Regions from separate parts of the Homo sapiens genome. Here region 2 is linked to region 1. A link is a loop called in an ENCODE intact Hi-C map of the cell type or tissue named here. Cell type or tissue: Caco-2. All regions are shown on one strand.

Region 1 (8,000 bases):
TATGTTATCAGCTTTCCCAGCCTGTCCATCAGAGACCCATGCCAAGCAACTTGTGAAATTATATTACTCTAAAGTCTTTCTGGAACTTTCAGTAGCTAGCCCATATGGACAGGATCCAAAGTGGACTCACAGTATATTTTCTCTGATGTGGGAACAGTTTATGACAAGAGAATAATGAAAATCTAAATTGCCTTGTACAATTTATTGTATTTTATTTTTGTTCTTGGCTTCTTGCGTATCTACCAAGGAGAAAAGAGGAAATAATTTTTTAAGAGTACTTTTATTCATTTAGCAACAAGTCTTTTTTTTTTTTTTTCCATTTTAGCAGAGCCAAATGAAGATTCTTCAAGATATGGTATCTTTTCACTTGGCTGTTTCTGCCTGGGTGACTCAGAGGATAAGTATTTGGGAAAGACATGAATGGTAGTGCCAGGGTCCACCAGCCCAGAAGCATTGGACGCATTTTATCATAGGACCATGAGTTGGACAAAATTTTATAGGTGAGAAAAAAAGAAATGGGCTGGAGAAGGGAGACTGTCATCTCTCTTGGCTTGCTCTGTCTCCTCCTCTCACCCATCAAGTCAAGGGAACCAGACGCCCAAAGCCAAGTTCATCAGTCCCTCCATCGGCACTGAAAAAATCCATCAGTGTTCATAAGCTGCTAAGCTTGTGTAAACTGAATGCCATCTCCAAATTTCCAGTCTTGCCAACAAGCTGAAACAGGAGAAAGAATATGCAACCAGATGGGGGTCACAGCATTTTAAGTGCTTTCTTCAAGATTAAGAGTTGGTAGAACCAAGAAAAGGAAAAGACATACAGAATGTCTTCAGCTCATGTATCCACAGATCTCTGTCTTGTTCAGGTATATCTAAGCTCATCCACTGGAAGAGGAGAACAATATTTTATCCTGAAAAATCTACTGCTTCGTAAACAAATCAATACATTTCTTGTGAAAATCTTTTATAAAAATGTCCTAGACTGGTTTCCTTAGCCTTCATTGCATGTGTTACTCATGATCCATGAATCACACAAAGTTCTCACTGACCTTCTTTTCTACAGAGATATTTTTTGCGGGAACCAGAAAACATTTTGTCGTTTTTGTGAAAGACTATTTTCCATTCTAAGCTTTCCATAGAAAACTATATTTATCTGTGGTTTGACACATTAAGCATCACTACTCAACTTAATTTGTTCTTATGGGTCCTTAAGAGTCTAAAAAAGACCGGGCTGGGTGTGGTAGCTCACGCTTGTAATGCCAACACTTTGGGAGGCTGAAGTGGGAGGATCACTTGAGGTCAGGAGTTCAAGACCAGCCTGGCCAACATGGCAAAACCCCATCTCTACTAGAAATATAAAAATTAGCCAGGTGTAGGCCGGAGACGGTGGCTCACGCCTGTAATCCCAGCACTTTGGGAGGCCGAGGTGGGCGGATCACGAGGTCAGGAGATCGAGACCATCCTGGCTAATACGGTGAAACCCCGTCTCTACTAAAAATATAAAAAATTAGCCGGGTGCAGTGGCAGGCGCCTGTAGTCCCAGCTACTTGGGAGGCTGAGGCAGGAGAATGGCGTGAACCACAGAGGCGGAGCTTGCAGTGAGCCGAGATTGTGCCACTGCACTCCAGCCTGGGAGACAGCGAGACTCCGTCTCAAAAAAAAAAAAAAAAAAAAAAAAAAAAAAAAATTAGCCAGATGTGGTGGTGGAGTGCCTGTAATCCCAGCTACTCGGAGGCTGAAGCAAGGGAATCACTTGAGCCTGGGAGGCAGAGGTTTCAGTGAGCTGAGATTGCCCTAATCCACTCCAGCCTGGATTTTTGTTGGAAGAAACAAAAAAGGCTAAAGAAGACCAGAAGTCTGCTCCTTTGTAAATGGGACTCTTGGGTGGTGGCATGAATATTACAGACTCCTGTTAACATCAGATGACAAAGCAAGGTCACCTCTTTGCTTCTAAGTCTCACATTGTAAAATTAATTTCACCGAACCAGATTCAGCAATTGGAAGAATGGCAGTATCGTAGGAGAGACTAGAACCCTCTCGTCATAGTTTCCCAGGTGATGGTGAAGAAAATCCTTGGGCCAACAGACAGAACACAGAAAACGCTCCCTATAATTAGGTGAAGGGATCCAAAGTGTAGGTGTGCCTATATCCATAGTAGTGTATTCAAAATCTGACACCACTAAGCATTATGATCTGGGAACCACCTGCATCCCATTGAGAACTCACTTAGATAGAAAGGTTTGTTTCCAATTCACATTCCAAGGCCTCATCTCAGACCAACCAACCATATCAGAATCTAGAGGTGGGGCCCATGAATCAGCTCTCTAGACTGTTCATAAGTCCACTAAGATTTCAGAACCCCTGCCCTGAAAGCTGACCCTCACAAAAGTTCCATCCAACAGGGAGTTATCTAGGGAGTGGTAAAAGGTAAAGACATTTGGCCCAGGTAGTGATGGAACCAGGGAAATTCTAGCCTAAGAAAAGCAGATAAAAGATAAGACGAACATGGTCAGAGTGATGACCGTTGACAAGGAAAGATGGCCAGGACCAACTACAGATTCCCTTCGATGTAGAATTTTAAAATTCTAAATCACTAAACTTTTGGGAAATGCTGAGTTAAGGGTGTTAAACGGTGCTATTAGCATAACTGTACCTTTTAAAACCAAATCACTAAACTGCTATTTAAACTGTTAAGCTTAAGGATTTTGAAGCTAATCGGATTATTTAGGATGTGATTTTAATGTAAGTAGAGTCCAAACAAGAATGGCAATTTTCTATTAAATCTTGAAGGTTTTTGAAATCAATTCATCTTAAATCTGAATTTGGGGCACTTGGTGCTCAGAGAGAAAGGGACATCTCAGTGGCATCTGTCTCCTAGTCACTGGTTAGCTTCATCTTGATGCAATGAGATGTAATATATTCCCTTCAGCTTTTTGAGAAAATGACAAGGAAGACTTGGGGTTATCTCTCTCATGCCTCCCTCATCCATGAGTCCTCTTAGTACTGTTCAAAAGATGACGGAACTAGAATGTAAGAAAACCTGGGTTCTGAGCTCTACAAATCCCCTAACTAGACTGGATAAGTCATTTAACCTTGGTAGGTTGCAGCTTCCTAGTCAGTAAAATGAAAAAGTTAGACCAGATTATCCTCTGGCTCTAACATTCGAAATGTAACATTACACACAATAGTGATGCTGTGCTTTAGGCTTTAAATAGGATTAAATAGATCCCATAAGCATGTCCATTTATTTTCCCCTAAAGAGAAATGTAATATGTCAAAATAATCCTGTTGTTAATATTGTGACTTGGAGTGGAAAAAGCATACATGGAAAGAAACAAACACTACTGTGGACTTCAATACCACTGAGTTCTAGGATCCTCGTCCTTCCCTCTCTCTTCCCACTGTCCTTTGATTCCCTGCCTTTCCCTATTCTCATCCTCAGTCAGCTAATTCCCCTTGTTGGATATACATGGAATATAAACCATAATACAATTTGCATATAAAACTCGCTTCTCAAAAATACTGTTGAGGCTAGTATCTTAGATTAGCCTGAAGAAGTTGTTTAAAAGCCCTTTTATTAAAGAGTTTATTTAAAGAAAAAAAACAGAATGTTTACACGGGCTTTAGAGCAACTTGGTTTTGAGTGTGTGTGTGTGTGTGTGTGTGTGTGTGTGTGTGTGTGTTTTGAGACAGGGTCTCAGTCTGTCACCCATGCTGGAGAGCAGTGACCTGATCATAGTTCACTAAAGCCTCAAGCTCCTGGGCTCATGCAACCCTCCTGCCTCAGTTTTCCCAGTAGCTGGGACCACAGATGCTCACCACCATGTCTGGCTAATTTTTACAATTTTTTATAGAGGTGAAGTCTCACTATGTTGCCCAAGCTAGTCTCATACTCCTGGTCTCAAGCAATCCTCCTCCCTCAGCTGCGACAGGATTACAGGTATGAGCCATCAGGCCCGGCCTGAGTGTATATCTTTTTAACATAGATTTTGGCTAGTTTCATCACATTGGTCTTTCTTTCATTAACTTATCTCTCCTTTTTGCATCACTCTAGACCCAGCTATTTCATCTGAGCTCCCCACAAATTCCTCTACCCTTCTCTATTACAAAAAGGCTCAATCAAAAATCTCCAAGGCATCCTTAAAAAAAAAAGGTAATATTTCCTGGCTTATATTTTATTTAAATACACTTGTAGGAGTTTTACCTTCCCAGATACCACTACTTTGGAAATTTTCACCTCCACTCTCCTAATACTTTATTGTTTCCAAATAAAATTTATAATAATTATTCATTGCCTCTTTGCAAATAAAATGAGCTCAATATCCGGCCAGGTGCGGTGGCTCACGCCTGTAATCCCAGCACTTTGGGAGGTCCGGGGGGGGGGTGGGGCAGATCACAAGGTCAGGGGTTCGAGACCAGCCTGACCAACATTGTGAAACCCTGTCTGTACTAAAAATACAAAAATTAGCCAGGTATGGTGGCGGGCGCCTGTAATCTCAGCAACTCAGGAGGCTGAGGCAGGAGAATCACTTGAACCCGGGAGGTGGAGGTTGCAGTGAGCCGAGATCACACCATTGCACTCCAGGCTGGGCAACAGAGTGAGACTCTGTCCCCAAAAAAATACATAAATAAAATGAGCTCAATACAATGGTGTGTCCTTTCTGTTTTCTATAGCAATAGGCTGACCTCCATTTCAGCATGGCTTAAATGAGTCATTTTGTATATTGCCAGGCCCTGGGCTCTGCCTGTACTATTCTGGTTACATCATTACCCACAAAAGATTTACAAACAGGTTTCCATGGCAAGCTACAAGAACAAATGAAAGAAGTCCAAGAGAAGTGTAAACAGAAAAGATAAGTCTCGGTCAATTTCTGATGAAACTGGAATGCAAGCTACCCAAAGCAACGACTTCAATCACCACAACTGAAATGATTGTCATTCCCCTGAAACACGACAGGAACCGCCCAATAAATGAAGACATTGGACTTTTTTATGGATGTAATAGTCACAGCTCCATGAGAAAGACTCTAGTAGCACAAGGGCAGTCACCTTCTGTATACCAATTTTTTTCCTTGTTTAATGGTCTAGACAAGTGTTACTGCTGTAATTTGTGACCCTACGTGAAATGAACATTCGTAATAATCTCCTTTTGAATCTTGATGTTTTCTGTAACCCTGGTAGCTAAGTGCTGATAACAACAATTATCTAAATGTTGCAAAAGGATGAAATCAGTAACAATGGGTCTACTGAAAAGAGGCAAAAATGTGAGTGGATATGAATTTATAACAGCAATAGGGCTAAAGCTGCAGGGCCCTTTCATGTAGGAGGATAGCAACACACACACACACTCATTCACATACACACACATTCTCACTCACACGTGCACACATACGTACACACACTTGTACACATTCACACACACTGTCACACAGAGAGTGCAGAAATGAAAGGAGACATTTTCACGCATCCACACAAAAGACAAAGATCAAACTATGACTCTTTCCTCTTTGCAGCCCTACAACTCTTCCTATCACACAGCAGGTCATCAATAAATGCTCATTGAATTGAAATATGGTACCAAATGCAGACTCAGGAAACCCAATGGTATTTAATAATTATTATGCAAATAAAACTGCATCTTTTCACACAGAAATAGGGGTGACTTGTTCTACCTCCCTTAGTAATGAGAAGCCATTCTGGACATCTTACTGCTAGACCTGGAATAATTTCTTGTTTCTCAATTCCCTCTCTTAAAAATTCCTCCCTTCCCAATCAATCCATGAAGATAAACTCAGTTCATTTGGTGTCCTACAAGATTGTTACAGGAGCGCATAAATACACTCCTATATACATATGTATCATCATAAGCTGAATGTATATAGAAAACAAAAAAAATTAAGGAAGTCCTCCTCTGGCCAGCTTTCCCCCATGGCCTCTCACTTGAACAGTTGTTTTGCCTGTAGCCACAGGTTTAGCAAAGAAATCAAAGTGAGATAAATCTAGCCAGGCATGGCGGCTCACACCTGTAATCTCATAATCCCAACAATTTGTAAGGTGGAACCAGAAACATCACTTGAGCCCAGGAGTTCGAGACCAGCCTGGGCATCACAGCAAGAAACCACACCCACCAAAAAAAAAATAGCTGGACATGGTGGCACACACCTGCGGTCCTATCTACTCGGAAGGCTAAGGCGGTAGGATGGCATGAGCCCAGGAGCTCACGGCTTCAGTGAGCCATGATCGTGCCACTGCACTCCAGCCTGGGTAACAGAGAAAGACCCTGTCTCTAAAAATAAAAATAAAATCAAAACAGAGTGAAGCATATATACCTTTTTCATAGACATATCATTTTTTAAAATGACATGAACCTACTGAGTAAATTATTAAACTAAAAGTGACGGGTATGAATTCAATGATTCCCATTTCTTCTTCTATAACCTCACACACTGAGTAGCCCACCCACCGACATGGCTGCTTTGCTCAGCTTGCTTCCCTCCTCTCCTTTCGCGTCCTCCCCTGTCTGGTGCCAGCCTGTGTTCTGTCCCTTCACACCAGCTTGCCATTGCTATTCCTGCCATCTGGAGTCGGTTTTCAGTATCTCTGTCTCATCAGCTCTCCATCTATTTTAAAATATCATCTGAAAACATATGTTCCCCCAACCACCACCCCTTTCAATTTCCTCTCTGCTTTTATTTATTTCATCTTGACTTCCTTTAGCTCTGAAAAACTCATCTGATTCACTTCAGAAAACTGCTCTACAAAGGGCCGTAACTGCATTTGATATGAAAGATTGTAATCTCTCAGATTTGAAATATCTCATATGAGTGGCCAGCACATGTTCTTCCATTTTATCTCCATGAAAGGATGGAAGGAGGGAGAAAGACTGTGAGCCAGGAAATGAGGGTATTTCCAACATTAAAATCACCTTGAATGTTGCAGATCAGTTGCAAGTGTTCACTGTTGCACACTCCTCTGTTGAACAAGGCCAAAGAAGCCAGCCCAAGATATTACAGTCACTGAAGTTTTGAAAGCAGGCTGTTCTGAACATCTTTGTAAACACTTATAACTCAATAAGAAACTGTTGAACCCCTATTTAGGTTTGCCAATAACAGAGTTGCAAAAAAATAAAATAAAATAAAAACAAGAAGTCCTCCTCAATCCTTTCTATTTCCCTTAAAAACACGCCCAATAACCTGGCCTAAAAAGAAACAAAACCCCAAAACAGGGAGGGGATGAATGTGCTTAGACACCCACTCAGTCAAAAACTTCCATTTCCAGACTGCCCGGCCATCACATTCTATTGACTCTTTAGTTTCCCTAATTAACCTCTGCTGCTGTGATCACCCCCTTTTAATTCTCTTGGCGAGCATTTACTAAGCGTGTGTGGGATGTGTGGTACCCGACCATTCCCCACCATCAGCCGGTCCTTTTCCACGCTGTGCTGTTGACTGTGTTTCTTTCATCCCACTTGCCTTTTCTTTCTTTATTCCCTCTCGCCACAGTGAAGAAGCTGAAAAATGAGGAGCTCACTCGCAAACTCTGCTCCATTGTCAGCTGTGCGGGCTGCCGCAGTTGTTAGAGCTGGAAGAATCGATGTTGCTAAGCAACACTTTTGCACCCTGTGTAAAAGATAAAGAGTGCAAAGCATGGCTCTGAGGATGAGGCCGTCCAGTTTCCCGTGAACCCTGGGGGGCTGACCTCTGTGCAATCAACAGAAAAATGTAGATTCTGTTAATACAGGGCTTGGGGAGGAAAGTTCTTCAATTTTCTTCCTTTTTCTTTAGATCATTTCTAATTTTCTCCAAAAGAAATATGACCTGATGGGCAAAGAGATGGATATCAAACCCCTAGTTTGGGTTTCCAGGATTGGTTTTGCTACAGATTTCCTTGTTGAACAGAGCTACTTCATTCTATATCCTTCCATGACTCCGTTTCTTCCCTGTGAAAAAGTGGAAATGAAAATCAGCTGCTTCACAAAATTGTAAAAGTGAAGTACTCAGCAAT
Region 2 (8,000 bases), 170 kb after region 1:
CCAACATTCAAACCACAGCAGCCTCTTACTCTCACGCTGCAAAACCCCATCACAGGTTTTATCACTACTAATCTCACTGCGTATGGTGAGCACCATCATACCCCAAAAAATAGTCTTTGAATTTAAGAAGCCTTAAGTATTTCTGATTGCTGTGTGACTGTATTGGTTGAATTCCCTCAGAAGCAGGTTTTGATGCAATAATTCAAGGGCACATAGTTTATAATAGAAGAGAGGAGAAGTGAAACAGGAAAGGGAAGAAAGCCAATAGTGCGTTATCAAAGTGGCCACTGTGGGCACCTGAAGCTCAGTCCCACCTGGAACCTGGGAAACTGTATAAAACAGGCAACAGTACGCTTTTCTGAAAAGCCCAGACAGTAAATATTTTTGGCTTTCCAAGCCAGGCAGTCTCTGTCACAACTACTCAACTCTACCACTGGAATGTGAAGACAGTCATAGACCATATGTAAACAAATGATCATGGCTGTGTTCCAATAACACTTTTTTACAAAATGGGTGGTGGCTGGATTTGGTCCTTGGGATTTAGTTTGCTGAGCCCTTGTGTAGAACACACCTTGGAGTTATCCCAACCAAGGGTGAAGAAGTTGGAGTATTTATCAACAGACTCTAATCCGTCATTGGTTAAAAATTGCTTCTAGGAGCATTAATTCTTCAGCACCTCTGGCTGCCCCTGCAGACCAGTGGAAAAGCCCCTCGATCCTGCTGCCCCCCATATCTGATCGATCACCAGGTATGCTGATTTTTTTTTTCTTTTTTGCTAGTTTCTTTTTGTTTTTGTTTTGTTGAGATGGGGTCTCACTCTGTCATCCAGGCTGGACTGCAGTGATGTGATCTCAGGCTCACTGCAACCTCTGCCTCCCAGACTCAGGTGATTCTCCCACCTTAGCCTCCCGAGTAGCTGGGACCACAGGTGCACACCACCATGCCCGGCTAATTTTTGTATTTTTGGTAGAGACAGAGTTTCGCCATGTTGCCCAGGCTAGTCTCGAACTCCTGAGCTCAAGCAACCCACCCAACTTGGCCTCCCAAAGTGTTAGGATTACAGGCATGAGCCACCACTCATACAGCTCATTACTCACGGTAGTTAACGTTCTAAAACATTGCTGCAAGCACTGACTTAGCGAATACTCAATGGAAGATGCTGCTCAAGGCAGGCCCCAATTCCCCACACCCACACTGCATGAGGCTCTTCCCTCACCTGAGTCCCAGGGTCGAATCTTAAGAGGATGTCCTGAGAAGCCTTGGTTTGCCCGTGGATCCACACGGTGCTCCCTGGGGGGACTCTTTTCAGATGCCTGTGTCTCTTTTCAAACAGCCCAGAATCCTCAGGGGAAGCACTAAGGTGAGCATCTCTCAATTTCAGCAAGGGAGAAAATCCCAGCCTTGGTTTTCAATTGATGGAGTTTGAGGGGCTTGTTTTGGAGACAGAGTCTCACTGTGTCACTCAGGCTGGAGTGCAGTGGCATGATCTCAGCTTACTGCAACCTCTGCCTCCCGGGTTCAAGCAATTTGCTGCCTCAGCCTCCAGAGTAGCTGGGATTACAGGTGTGCACCACCATGACTGGATAATTTTTGTTTTTTTTGTTTATTTGGGGTTTTTTTTGTTTTTTGTTTTTTTCAGACGGAGTCTCACTCTGTCACTCAGACTGGAGTGCAACGGCGCGATCTCGGCTCACTGCAACCTCCACTTGCCAGGTCCCAGCAATTCTCCTGCCTCAGCCTCCCGAGTAGATGGGATTACAGGTGCTCGCCACCATGCCCAGGTAATTTTTTGTATTTTTAATAAAGATGGGGTTTCACCACATTGGCCAGGCCAGTCTCAAACTCCTGACCTCAGGTGATCCGCCCACCTCGGCCTCCCAAAGTGCTGGGATTACAGGCATGAGCCACCACACCTGGCCTCTAATTTTTGTTTTTTCAGTAAAGACAGGGTTTTGCCATGTTGGCCAGGCTGGTCTCAAACTCCTGACCTCAAGTGATCTGCCCACCTCGGCCTCCCAAAGTGCTGGGATTACAGGCATGAGCCACCATGCCCAGGCTGCTGTTCTGATGTGTCTTATTTGGATAGTTGGGAAAAAAAACTTTTCCCAGAAGCACTTTCTTCCCACCCTCGTTGTGGAGACATGGATCACAGTCAGGGCTGCTGTGGGCCTACACTTTGCCTTTATGCAAACTGGAGATGGGATCCTCTTTCTCACGCAAGACTTCTCCTTGGAGACACCCCTCTGGTTGAATTTGGGAGTGATTGTGTGTGTACATGTTCCCGACAGTGTGGTCTCAATGGAAGATGCTGAGAGGGATTTATGATCTAAAACTGCATGGTCCAATATGGCAACCATCAGCCACATAATGCTATTTCAATTTAATATTAAATTAGTTAAAATTAAATAAAATCAAAAATTCATTTGTTCGTCAGTTGTACTGGCCACACTTCAAGTGCTCAGTAGCTACATGTGGCTAGTGTCTGTTGTATTCAAAAGAACATTTTCATCAACACAGAAAGATCTATGGGACAGAGCTGCTCTATAATTCAGCCAGAAGGTCAGAAGCTTCATGCCTGAGCACTCTTGTCAGTTAATGTATGTGTATGATGTGAATGATGCCCTCTTAGGTGTGGTACCTTCGGACTGTGTGCAACATGAACACCGATGTGTGGCGCCCCAACTGCATGCTCATTCATAAACCAAGACTCCTAGGATTGCCTTGGTCTTAGACCAACCAGGAGTCAGTCCTGGTGTTTGAAATACCTCCTCTCACTGCATGTGACCACTCAAAAGAGAGTGGAAACTACAAAATCAAGACTGCGGCAACTGAAGCTGGACGTGGGATTATGCCTGTAATCCCAGCACTTTGGGAGGCTGAGGCAGGAGGATCAGTTGAGGACAGGAGTTCAAGACCAGCCTGCACAATAAAGCAAGACCCCTGTCTCTTCGAAAAATAATTTTAAAAAGTTAGCCTAGCATAGTGGCATGGTGGTATGCACCTGTAGTCCCAGCTACTTGGGAGGCTAAGGCAGGAGGATCGCCTGAGCCCAAGAGTTTGAGGCTGCAGAGAGCTGTGTTCATGCCACTGTGCTCCAGCCTGGGCAACAGAGCAAGGCTCTATCTCTAAAGAGTAAAAAATACATTAAAAATAAAAATTTTAATTTAATTTTTTTTTTTTTTTGGGAGATGGTATCTTGCTCTGTCACCCAGGCTGGAGTGCAGTGGTGTGATCTCGGCTCACTGCAACCTCTGCCTCCCAGGTTCATGCAATTCTCCTGCCTCAGCCTCCCAAGTAGCTGAGATTACAGACACGTGCCACCATGTCTGGTTAAATTCTGTATTTTTCAATAGAGACAGAGTTTCACCATGTTGGCCAGGCTGGTCTCGAACTTCTGACCTCAAGTGATCCACCCGCCTCGGCCTCCCAAAGTGCTGGGATTACAGGCATGAGCCACTGCACCTGGCCAAAAAAATTTAAAAAAATTTAAGAGACTTTGGAAACAAGAAGATAGGGTGGATTACAATTGGCATACAACTCATAAGGTGATCGTATGAGTTAAAATAAAACATCCAGAGCAGTGTGTATAATCCCTAGAGCATAAGTACCTAAGGGATCTTAGCTTAGGTACTTTAATCATAATCATTATTGACTGATCATCGCATCTCCATTGTGGTTTGACCACCGCCAGAGCAGAGTGTCTCACAAGAATGCCAAAGAAGCACTGTGGGGATCCCCATTTCCTGCTGGGCACAACAGAGCAATGGAAGACACTTGTCCCATCTTCTCCCATTGTGGCTTTCCATGAGGGCATTCCTAAGTGTCTTGGCCCTCTGGTACCCAGGGGCCTTCTGAGTCCTCTAAGAGGGGTTGGTTGTGTACAACAACAGCAGATGCTGAACTCCAAGGGCTGGCCGAGGCAGCCTGGGCCAAAGAAATTGGGCCCTCCTCCCCCTAAATGAGAGTGCAAATGAACATGCCTGTCACAGCCACCTCCAGAGAGATGAAGGCAGATTCGTAGAGATGGGATCTCCCAGATAAAACCTTATAAGAGCTTTGGGCTTCTTGGGAAATAGTCTCGATGAGCACAACAAACAGAGTTGCTTTTATCTTCTTCGCACTCTAAAGACTGAGTGTTTAATATTCCAAAGCAGGCCAATTTGTCAAACAAAATAATGAACGTTCGTGGTTAGAACTATGCAGCAGCATCAGACACTTTGACTTCAAAGGCTACACCCTCTTTCATTATCAAAGATTACTAAATATCAACACATTAGGATGAAGCCCACAGTTCATTAATGCTGAATATAATTGCATCAGGCTGTCCATACTGGCTTTTCCACTGGGCTGAATCTGTTGTTTATGGAGATTTGCTGTAGGGAATATATTTGCATATATAGTGAGAGTAAATGCCTAATAGAGGAAGAAGTTTACCTCTAAGGTGGTGGTCTTCCCTACCAGACTGGGTCTCCAGGCACAGCTCTCTGCCACCTTCTATTAATCTCATTGTCACTTGACTTAGAGCAAATACAAAAAAGTGGTTAAGACCCAGCTAGGAAAATGGGTCAATGTACGGAATTAACCTGAAAGAAATTTGAGGAGTTCTTTGTTTGTTTTCAAATTCTCTATTGCTTCTGTGCATGAACTCCATGTAAAATTGCAGTAAGAAAATTATTTATGTCTGAAACAGGTTAAAATATCTTTCTAGACATCATCTTGAATTTAACCACAACTGTACTTGTATCCCCAAAGCAAAACTCTGGAATTCCACTGAATGGTGGCATCATCTGGTGGACATAAATGATACTGCAACTCCCCTACAGTTTCTGTCATCCCTCTGTGAGAAATATTAATTTCTTAATTGTGCTAAATTACTCAGAAATTATCGTAAACCACAGAAGTTTCTTCTATTAAGCATCTTCAATTAAGCTGCACATCTCCAAATTGGTATAGCCCTCCTAGACTGTCATAAAACTCTTATAATCTGATAGAGTCTGAGACTATTTTCCATATTTTTTTTTTTTTTTTGAGACAGAGTCTCACTCTGTCACCCAGGCTGCAGTGCAATGATGTGATCTTGGCTCACTGCAACTTCCACCTCCTGAGTTCAAGTGATTCTCCTGCCTCAGCCTCCCATGTAGCTGGGATTACAGGTGTGCGCCACCACACTCAGCTAATTTTTTGCATTTTTAGTAGAGATGGGGTTTCACCATGTTGGCCAGGCTGGTCTCGAAATCCTGACCTCAAGTGGTCTGCCCACCTTGGCCTCCCGAAGTGTTGGGATTACAGGTGTGAGCCACCGCGCCCAGCCCATAATTTTTAAATTGTTTGGTATATAGATCTTATCTCACCCCAGCAGGTCATGAACTCCTTGAGGACAAGTCGTTCAACTCTTTTTTATACCTCATACTTCCTACTATCTTAGTGGGTTCTCAATAACGACTTGTCCAGGACCGAATAATTCACACAACGTATGGATATGTACATTAAAGAGAACAGAATGTGCAACTGCAAGTGTACAGAATTTGGGGACAAAATCCCAGGGATCTCCTCATCTCTGTTGGTGAGACTGTAAATTGGTACAGCCATTATGGAAAACAGTATGTCAGTTCCTCAAAAGACTGAAAATAGAATTACCATATCATCCAGCAATCTCACTTCTAGGTATATATCCAAAGGAATTTATATCTCCACTCTTGTGTTCACTGAAGCATTATTCACAATAACCAAGATATGGAAACAACATAGAAGTCCATAGACCAATGACTAGATCAAGAAAATGTGGCATATATACAATGGAATATTATACAGCCTTAAAAAATAAGGAAATCCTGCCATTTGCAACAACATGAATGAACCTAGAGGATGTTATGCTAAGTGAAATAAGCTAGACACAGAGAGACAAATACTGCATGATCTCACGTAAACTTCTAAACAAACTCTAAAACTTCGACTCCTAAACAGGTTCTCAAGAAGTTGAACTCCTGGAAGTAGAGAGTAGAGAGGTGGTTGCTAGCGGCTGGAGGGCAGACGAAATAAAGATGTTGGTGAAAGGTTACAAAATTTTAGTTACAAGATTAACATATTCCGGGTTTCATGTACAACGTGGTAGCTATAGTCGATAATAATGTTTGTATACTTGAAACTACTAAGAGAATAGTAAACAGATCTTTTTTTTTTTTTTTTCTAGATGGAGTTCCACTTTGTCATCCAGGCTGGAATGCAATATTACGATCTCGGCTCACTGCAACCTCCACCTCCCAGGTTCAAGCGATTCTCCTGCCTCAACCTCCTGAGCAGCTGGGACAATGGGCACCCGCCACCACGCCTGGCTGATTTTTGTATTTTTAGTAGAGACGGGGTTTCACCATGATAGCCAGGCTGGTCTTGAGCTCCTCGCCTCAAGTGATCCACCCGCGTCAGCCTCCCAAAGTGCTAGGATTACAGGCGTGAGCCACTGCGCCCTGCCGAGAATAGATCTTAAATGTTCCCACCACACACAAAAGAATAGTAACTATATGAAGTGATGGATATGTTAATTGTGGTAATCACTTCATAGTGCATATACATATATCAAAACATCACATTGTACATCTTAAATAGAAACAATTTTTTTTTTGAGATGGAGTCTCACTCTGTCACCCAGGCTGGAGTGCAGTGGTGTAATCTCAGCTCACTGCAAGTTCCGCCTCCCAGGTTCACACCATTCTTCAGCCTCCTGAGTAGCTGGGTCTACAGGCACCCGCCACCACACTTGGTTAATTTTTTTTTTTTTTTTTTTTTTTTTTTTAGTAGAGACGGGGTTTCACCATGTTAGCCAGGATGGTCTCGATCTCCTGACCTCGTTATCCACCCACCTCGGCCTCCCAAAGTGCTGGAATTACAGGCGTAAGCCACCGCACCCGGCAAATATAAAAAATTTTTACGTGTCAAAAATAAACAAATACACCTGCTGTAGTGGCTCACACCTTTAATCTCAGCACTTTGGGAGGCCAAGATGGAGGATCGCTTGAGGCCAGAAGTTTAATACCAGCCTGGGCAAAATAGCAAGATCCTGTCTATACAAAACCAAAAATTTTTGAATTAGCCAGGCATGATGGTGCACATCTGTAGTCTCAGCTACTCACGAGGCTGAGGTAAGAGGATCAACTGAGGCCAGAAGTTTGAGGTTACAGTGAGCTATGATCACACCACTGCACTCCAGCCTGGGCAGCAGAGCAAGACCATGTCAAATAAATAAATACATAAATAACAAAACACCAGGGGTTCTTGCTCCAGATCCTCCGTTTGATAGCTGTGTGGCATTTGAGCAATATCTACAAGTTGCTTTTTGCATCTGTAAATTGAGTATATTAATAGCTCTCTTGCAGCATTATCTTAAAAAATCAATGAGATCATTGGAGTGAAAGAGGAGTGTCAACTGTGAATCATTATTAGTTGCTCTTACTGTCCTTTATCTTCCTCCTCCCTGGACAGTTGAGCGTGCATTTTTTGCTTTATTGATATTATGTCCATCATGGTCATTGTGCCATAAAATGGCAAGATAAATTGTCCCTTGAAGCCAGGATCATGCTGGCCATCTCTCTTCTTGGATGTACAGAATAGACAAGGCTCCTTCTTACTCTGCCACCCCGCCCCAACCAAAACAAACAAACAAAAATCTAGGTACAGGAAAGAGGAAATGTGACTTGGCAGCTGCTCACCAAAGACAACTGGAGTCATCTACTTGATTGGAGGTTCCACATGATGAAATTGGACAGCCACAGGGTTGGGAGCTTGTGGGCCCTCGGAGGAGGTTAATAGAAGGGCAGTTTGTGGGGAGGTGAGAGTTCCCTCTCGCCCCTCTCATATCTGCTCTAAACCAACCACATCTAAGACACTATTTATACCTTTGAGCACCAACCTGTAAAATTTCAACAGGAGGAAGGATCCCAAGCAGCAGATTTCTCCCTTGGAGAGCTGGTCTCCAAGAGAAAGAGGGAATTGAGCTTCAGGGAAAT

Evidence for each region. Hi-C counts contacts between places; a loop is a spot of excess contacts. Peaks named below come from ENCODE experiments on the same cell type or tissue, not always from the same donor. Only the 100,000 strongest peaks of a DNase experiment are listed, where the experiment ranks them.
Region 2: it touches region 1 in a loop (2.9-fold over the local background); 24 of 110 quality-filtered maps call a loop at or near these places.

Annotation. Positions count from the first base shown.
Region 1 is chr10:21,092,850-21,100,849 of GRCh38, forward strand. It overlaps a transcript of NEBL not described here. Among named protein-coding and RNA genes, the nearest start is that of NEBL-AS1, 77 kb to the right of the region's middle. RefSeq lists an enhancer at 4,751-5,045. In Caco-2, no CTCF peak of the experiment used is centred here; a DNase peak (open chromatin) is centred at 4,822.
Region 2 is chr10:21,265,357-21,273,356 of GRCh38, forward strand. It overlaps a transcript of NEBL not described here. Among named protein-coding and RNA genes, the nearest start is that of NEBL-AS1, 95 kb to the left of the region's middle. In Caco-2, a CTCF peak has its summit at 4,783 (motif pointing left); no DNase peak of the experiment used is centred here.